Regions from separate parts of the Mus musculus genome. Here region 2 is linked to region 1. A link is a loop called in an ENCODE intact Hi-C map of the cell type or tissue named here. Cell type or tissue: heart. All regions are shown on one strand.

Region 1 (2,500 bases):
GGCTCGGGGACTAACGGCGGAAGAAGTTGGGTCCACAAGAGGTGCCTGAGAAGGACGTTTCCTGGGTGACTCAACGGAGAATGAGGTAAAGACCCTGCTGTTCAAGTCGAACTTCACAGACTAATTAATAAGCGCGAAGAAGGGACAGTAACCGAGCATGGCTCAAGAGATGTCAATGCAAGCTCCTACAGTGACTTTGACCAACAAAGGAATGAGCTGGAGTATTCAAGGAGTAATGCTTAAAATCAGCTCTCCGCAAGAACCAAAAATCACAGTGCACTGGAGAAAACTAAAGGTGGAGATCAAATGCTCTTGTAACAGAGGGAGGCTGGGTCACTTAGAGCCGCCACAAGGTCAGCATCAGCCTAGCTTCCAGGCCCCAGGGCAGAACTTCCCCTATCCATCCTCTGCTACCGAGTCCACACCTCGGCCTGCAGATCCAGGATCCCGCCACCTCCCGCCACTCGGCTTCCAGGTTCACCCCCACACTATGGCCTCACCCCCTCCCGCCCCTGAAGCTCTGTACCCCGGGCGATCTCCAGATACCCCCCTGACTCCGCCTTTAAGCCTCAGCGCGGCCCGTGTGCCATGCTCGAGGGGTCTGAACCCGCTCCGGCTCACCCAGGTTTAGGGACACCGCACCGGCTCACCCAGGTTTAGGGACACCGGTTTGGCCTCCCGGGTCTGGGTTCTCAGCTCGGGATCGCGCTCCCGGCGCTGTTTCCAGCTTCTCTGCCTTCAGTGTTTGCCTGAGCAAGCCTGGAGGCAACACAAAGGATCCTCCGCCCAGATTGCCCGTTTCCCCCGCCTCCTCCAAGGAGCTGCAGACCCGCCAAAAGAGCGCCAGCTCCGGGGGACAACACAGGCCTTCGAAGGCGCGAGAGCAGCAGACACTCACCGTACCGTTCCAAGCTCCCCGCCGCAGGACACTGCGCTTTGATCCCACCAGCACCAACACTGCAACTGCAGCAGCAGCAGCAGCAACAGCAGACTACCGCCGGTCACGCCCCACGCCACGCCCCTTCTCTACCTCCCCGCCCCATCCCCCCTCACACACCCCCCAACACCTCATCTCGCACACGCCAGTCGCGATTGGTGGTTTCAGCCCCGACTGAGCCCCGTCTCGTAGCGCAGGCCCCGCCCACCCAGGGCAAGCCTAGGGCCCCGCCCCCTCCGGCTCCGCCCCCTCGCGCGGGTTTCAAGCTCTGGTTCCCGCCATCTCTGGCTCCGCCAGCTGCCGCCTCCGGCCGACTTGCGCCACTTGAGGTAAATTTTAGAGAGGTCTTTCGGCCACGCCTGATTCCGGGGGCGCCAAGATGGGCGTCTAGGGAGGCGCCTCTGCCAGTCAGAACTCTGGCAGGAGAAAATAGAGCTGTGCCCCGCACTCGGTAATTCTACTTCCTCTCAATTGCACCGAGGCCTTTCTTCACTTCCGTCCACCTCTTGCTCCCTCAGTGAGAGGTCCTGACTACCTTACTGAAATCTCTGACTGGTTTACGTCCTATTTCATTCAGACTCTGACTCTGGGAAGTGGGTTTTGTTTTGTTTTGTTTTTGCATAATATACGAAAACACGAGCACAGCGATCAGCATCGAATTTCAGGGGCCCAGAATATTCTTAAGGACAAATGTACTCCAGAGAGCAGCCTCTTGCCTTCACCGCCTTTGCTTCGTTGGATGTAAGGGACTGACGTACACGTAGCCACACAGATGTCTACCGTTCGTTGCGTGTGGAATTCAAGCTCTTGCATTTCCATAATACATTTTTTATTTTTTCCAGTTCCATCAAAGGCTTTAAAAGGATAAGTGGACGGGCAGTGGTGGTGCACGCCTTTAATCCCAGCACTTGGGAGGCAGAGGCAGGTAGATTTCTGAGTTCGAGGCCAGCCTGGTCTACAGAGTGAGTTCCAGGACAGCCAGGGCTACACAGAGAAACCCTGTCTTGGGGGGGAAAAAAAAAGAAAGAAAAAGATAAGTGGTTTGCTCTCATGAAGAGCCATAGTGGTTAAATGTAGATTCCAGAAACAAATTGATCTATCATTATCCCTCCCAAAGTAAGTTAGAATCAGCCATTTTCTGTTGGACTTTAGCAGTAGGATGCATTCAACCCTCGCAGTGCATCGTGGAGGCTGTAGTTCACAAGGAAGGGTCTAATTGAGAAACCCCTTGTGCCCGGACCCCTCCCTGTGCTAAACGTTCTTAACAAAGTGATACCTTAGATAAGGTATCCTCAGCAGTTTCCTGCCGTTAATGTTGACTTCATCTAGAGAAGTTCGTTAGAGCAAAACATCTGGAGGTGATAGTTTTCATCTAAGCCCTGTAATTTCTCCTCACTGTGGGGACTCAGAGGGACCTGAAGCCGCCCTGTAAATGGGGACCCAGAGGGACCTGAAGCCGTTCTGGGCCTCAAGAGAGAAAGAATTCATGAAAAGCAATGTGACTGCTTTCCAGGAGCTGGAGTAAGATGGCTTTCTGAAGTGATCTAAAAGCGGGGCGTGGTC
Region 2 (2,500 bases), 65 kb after region 1:
GATCAAGTTCTAAGCTCCTTTCCCTTGCTCAAAGGTGGTGGTGGCTCACGCCTTTCATCTCAGCACTTGGGAGGCTGAGGCAGGTGATCTCTAAGTTTATGGCCAGCCTGGTCTACAAGAGTTGAGTTCCAGGACAGCCAGGGCCACACAGAAAAATTCTGTCTCGAAAAACCAAAAAAGGTAAAAGCACAAACCAGCATGCCCTGATAAGCTCCTTTGCCCTTTTTAAATCTTCCTTCCCACTGCTCACCGAATGTGGATTCCCCCACCATCTGTGTCCTGTGGTAGCTACAAGCATCATCTTCCATAGGTAATCCTCCCACGGAAGACTTCCTACGCAGAGGAGACCTTTCTATCCAAATCTCTACCAGGCTTTGGATGCGCGCCAGACACGCCCAGAATATCCTTCGCCAGGAGTTGGTGGCGCTAACCTTTCGGGCCGCTTACTAACTTCTTTTCAGATGCACACCTCTTATATAATGAAAAGATCCATGAAGCACTCTGAATGTCCTTTAGGTATTTAGGCAAGGCCAGCCCAAGCTCTAAACAAGCAGCTGCCTGGTCCCTCGCTAGAGATTTCGTTTGGCTTCCGTGTTTTCTATTACGAAAACAGCTGCGTCTTAGAAATAAAAAGCAATGTCGACAGACCAGAAATGATTACTGTTAAATATTTGCTTGTCACATGAAAGCGACGCTGGTGTCTGAGTTCCCCTACCACACAGCTTGACTCCTGGCTCTAGGATTCGGGGCTGTGGGAATTGAGGCCGGGTCAGCGAGTCTCTGGGACGGGTTGAGCCCATCCTGGGCGGATTTCGGGGCGGCAGCACTTACCCCGGGTTCCCCGAGTATCTCAAACTTCTCCTTGCAGCCATCCTACCGTTCCCAAAGGCAGGGACTCCAAACTCGCGCCTAGCCGGTCTTGCTCTGAACAGCCAATCAGAGCCTAGTCCTCGCTATGCTCCGCCTTTTCCGGGGCGGGGCCAGAGAGCGTCCTGGGCGAGAGCACGATGAAATCCAGGCCTGGAAAACACCCAACAGCGGAGCGGAGTCCAAAGCAACCGGCTTAGCTGCTGCAGGCTGTCTCTCCCGCTCTCGCTCCGTTCCGTAAATTTAGAACTCCCCGGCCTCGTGGGCGGGTAAATGACCCGGAGCTGGTGTGGGTGTGGGTGGACCCGAGCCAGCCGCCAGCGGATCCAAAACTCCAGTGCTTCCGGGCGGGCTGTTAGTTGATGGACTACTGTCAAATCCTTCGCATTGCTAAATGCAGATGCCGCTTTTAGCTCCCTGTAGCAGCTCACTGTTGAACGCGACACGTTATTTGTCCTCCCTTCCAGGTCCTTCGTAAAGCGGGAAGGTCCCTTCTGGATCCATACTCACGATTCTTTTGTTTTTACATTTTTCTTGTGGTACAAAAGAATGAAAAATTGATTTAAAGGGATCAAAGATATAAGAAGTAAAAAAAACGGCCAAACTCAGAAGAAAACTGAATCAAGACGTTGGACTTGGCAATGAATTTTTTTTTAAGATTTATGTGTATCGATGCAAAATGTTATATATTTATTATATATACGCATATGTATGTATATATACACACACACACACGCATATATATATACACATCCGTGGTCCCAGTGGAGGTCAGAGGAGGGCATCAGATACCCTGAAACTGGAGTTACAGATAGTTATGAGGCTGGGAAACTCTGAGGTCTTTGGCAAGAGGCTCCAAATGGCTGAGTCATCTCTCCAGCTCCAACAATGATTTCTTGATTAACCTAAAACACAGTGGTAATGAGAAAGGCCAGAAATGGGGGTGATGGGAGAGATAGATGGTTGTGTAAAAAAGGTGGATGTATTTAAACACTTAAAATGACTGGAATAAAAAGCTGAAATGTCCAATTTTATGTTATAAATTTTATCACAATAAAAATATGAATACAAGCTAGGCAGTGGTGGTGCTTGCCTTTAGTCCTAGAGGCAGAAGCAGGTAGCATGGCCTACAGAGTGAGTTCCAGGACAGCCAGGCCTACACAAAGAAACCCTGTCTCCAACAAAGGGTATTTAACACTGTAAAAATAAAACATAGACACCTATATTACTGAATCAGAACATAAAATGTAACAGTTCTCTCAGACTCTTCCATGAATGGCCCTTTTCACAAACCATACGGTTTTTTTTATTTGTCTTTAGCATTTTTATGCTTTTCAGCCTCGATATGCCTCTGTGTATAATCATTGTATATTTCTATCTCTATAAATAACGTTTGGTAGGTTTTCTGCAAGTATCCTAACCAAAGCCATAATTTTTAAAGTGTCCACATCTGCATGCAGCTGTAGTTCATTCATGCTGCCTTTGGAATTCATTAAGTAACTATTTGCATCGCTTTTATTCCTCTGTGCTATGGGTACATCAATGTTTTCTATTTACTATTCCCGACAGCACATCACCAGGAATTCTTACGCACATCTTCCAGGGCACTTGTCTGTGAGTATCTAGGGTCAGT

What was found. Hi-C counts contacts between places; a loop is a spot of excess contacts. Peaks named below come from ENCODE experiments on the same cell type or tissue, not always from the same donor. Only the 100,000 strongest peaks of a DNase experiment are listed, where the experiment ranks them.
Region 2: a loop joins it to region 1, with 4 times the contacts of the local background. A loop is called at or near these places in 7 of 42 quality-filtered maps.

What each region holds. Positions count from the first base shown.
Region 1 is chr8:46,615,900-46,618,399 of GRCm38, reverse strand. It overlaps Primpol (primase and polymerase (DNA-directed)), which reads left to right and starts at 1,173. Exons shown (of 15, transcript NM_001001184.2): 1 at 1,173-1,266. Casp3 (caspase 3) reads right to left here and starts at 1,109. Exons shown (of 7, transcript NM_001284409.1): 1 at 899-1,109. In heart, a CTCF peak has its summit at 1,249; a DNase peak (open chromatin) is centred at 1,159; H3K4me3 peaks cover 2,442 bases; H3K27ac peaks cover 1,812 bases.
Region 2 is chr8:46,550,459-46,552,958 of GRCm38, reverse strand. Cenpu (centromere protein U) reads right to left here and starts at 890. Exons shown (of 13, transcript NM_027973.4): 1 at 832-890. The coding sequence starts at 872. In heart, no CTCF peak of the experiment used is centred here; a DNase peak (open chromatin) is centred at 1,048; H3K4me3 peaks cover 1,917 bases; H3K27ac peaks cover 1,421 bases.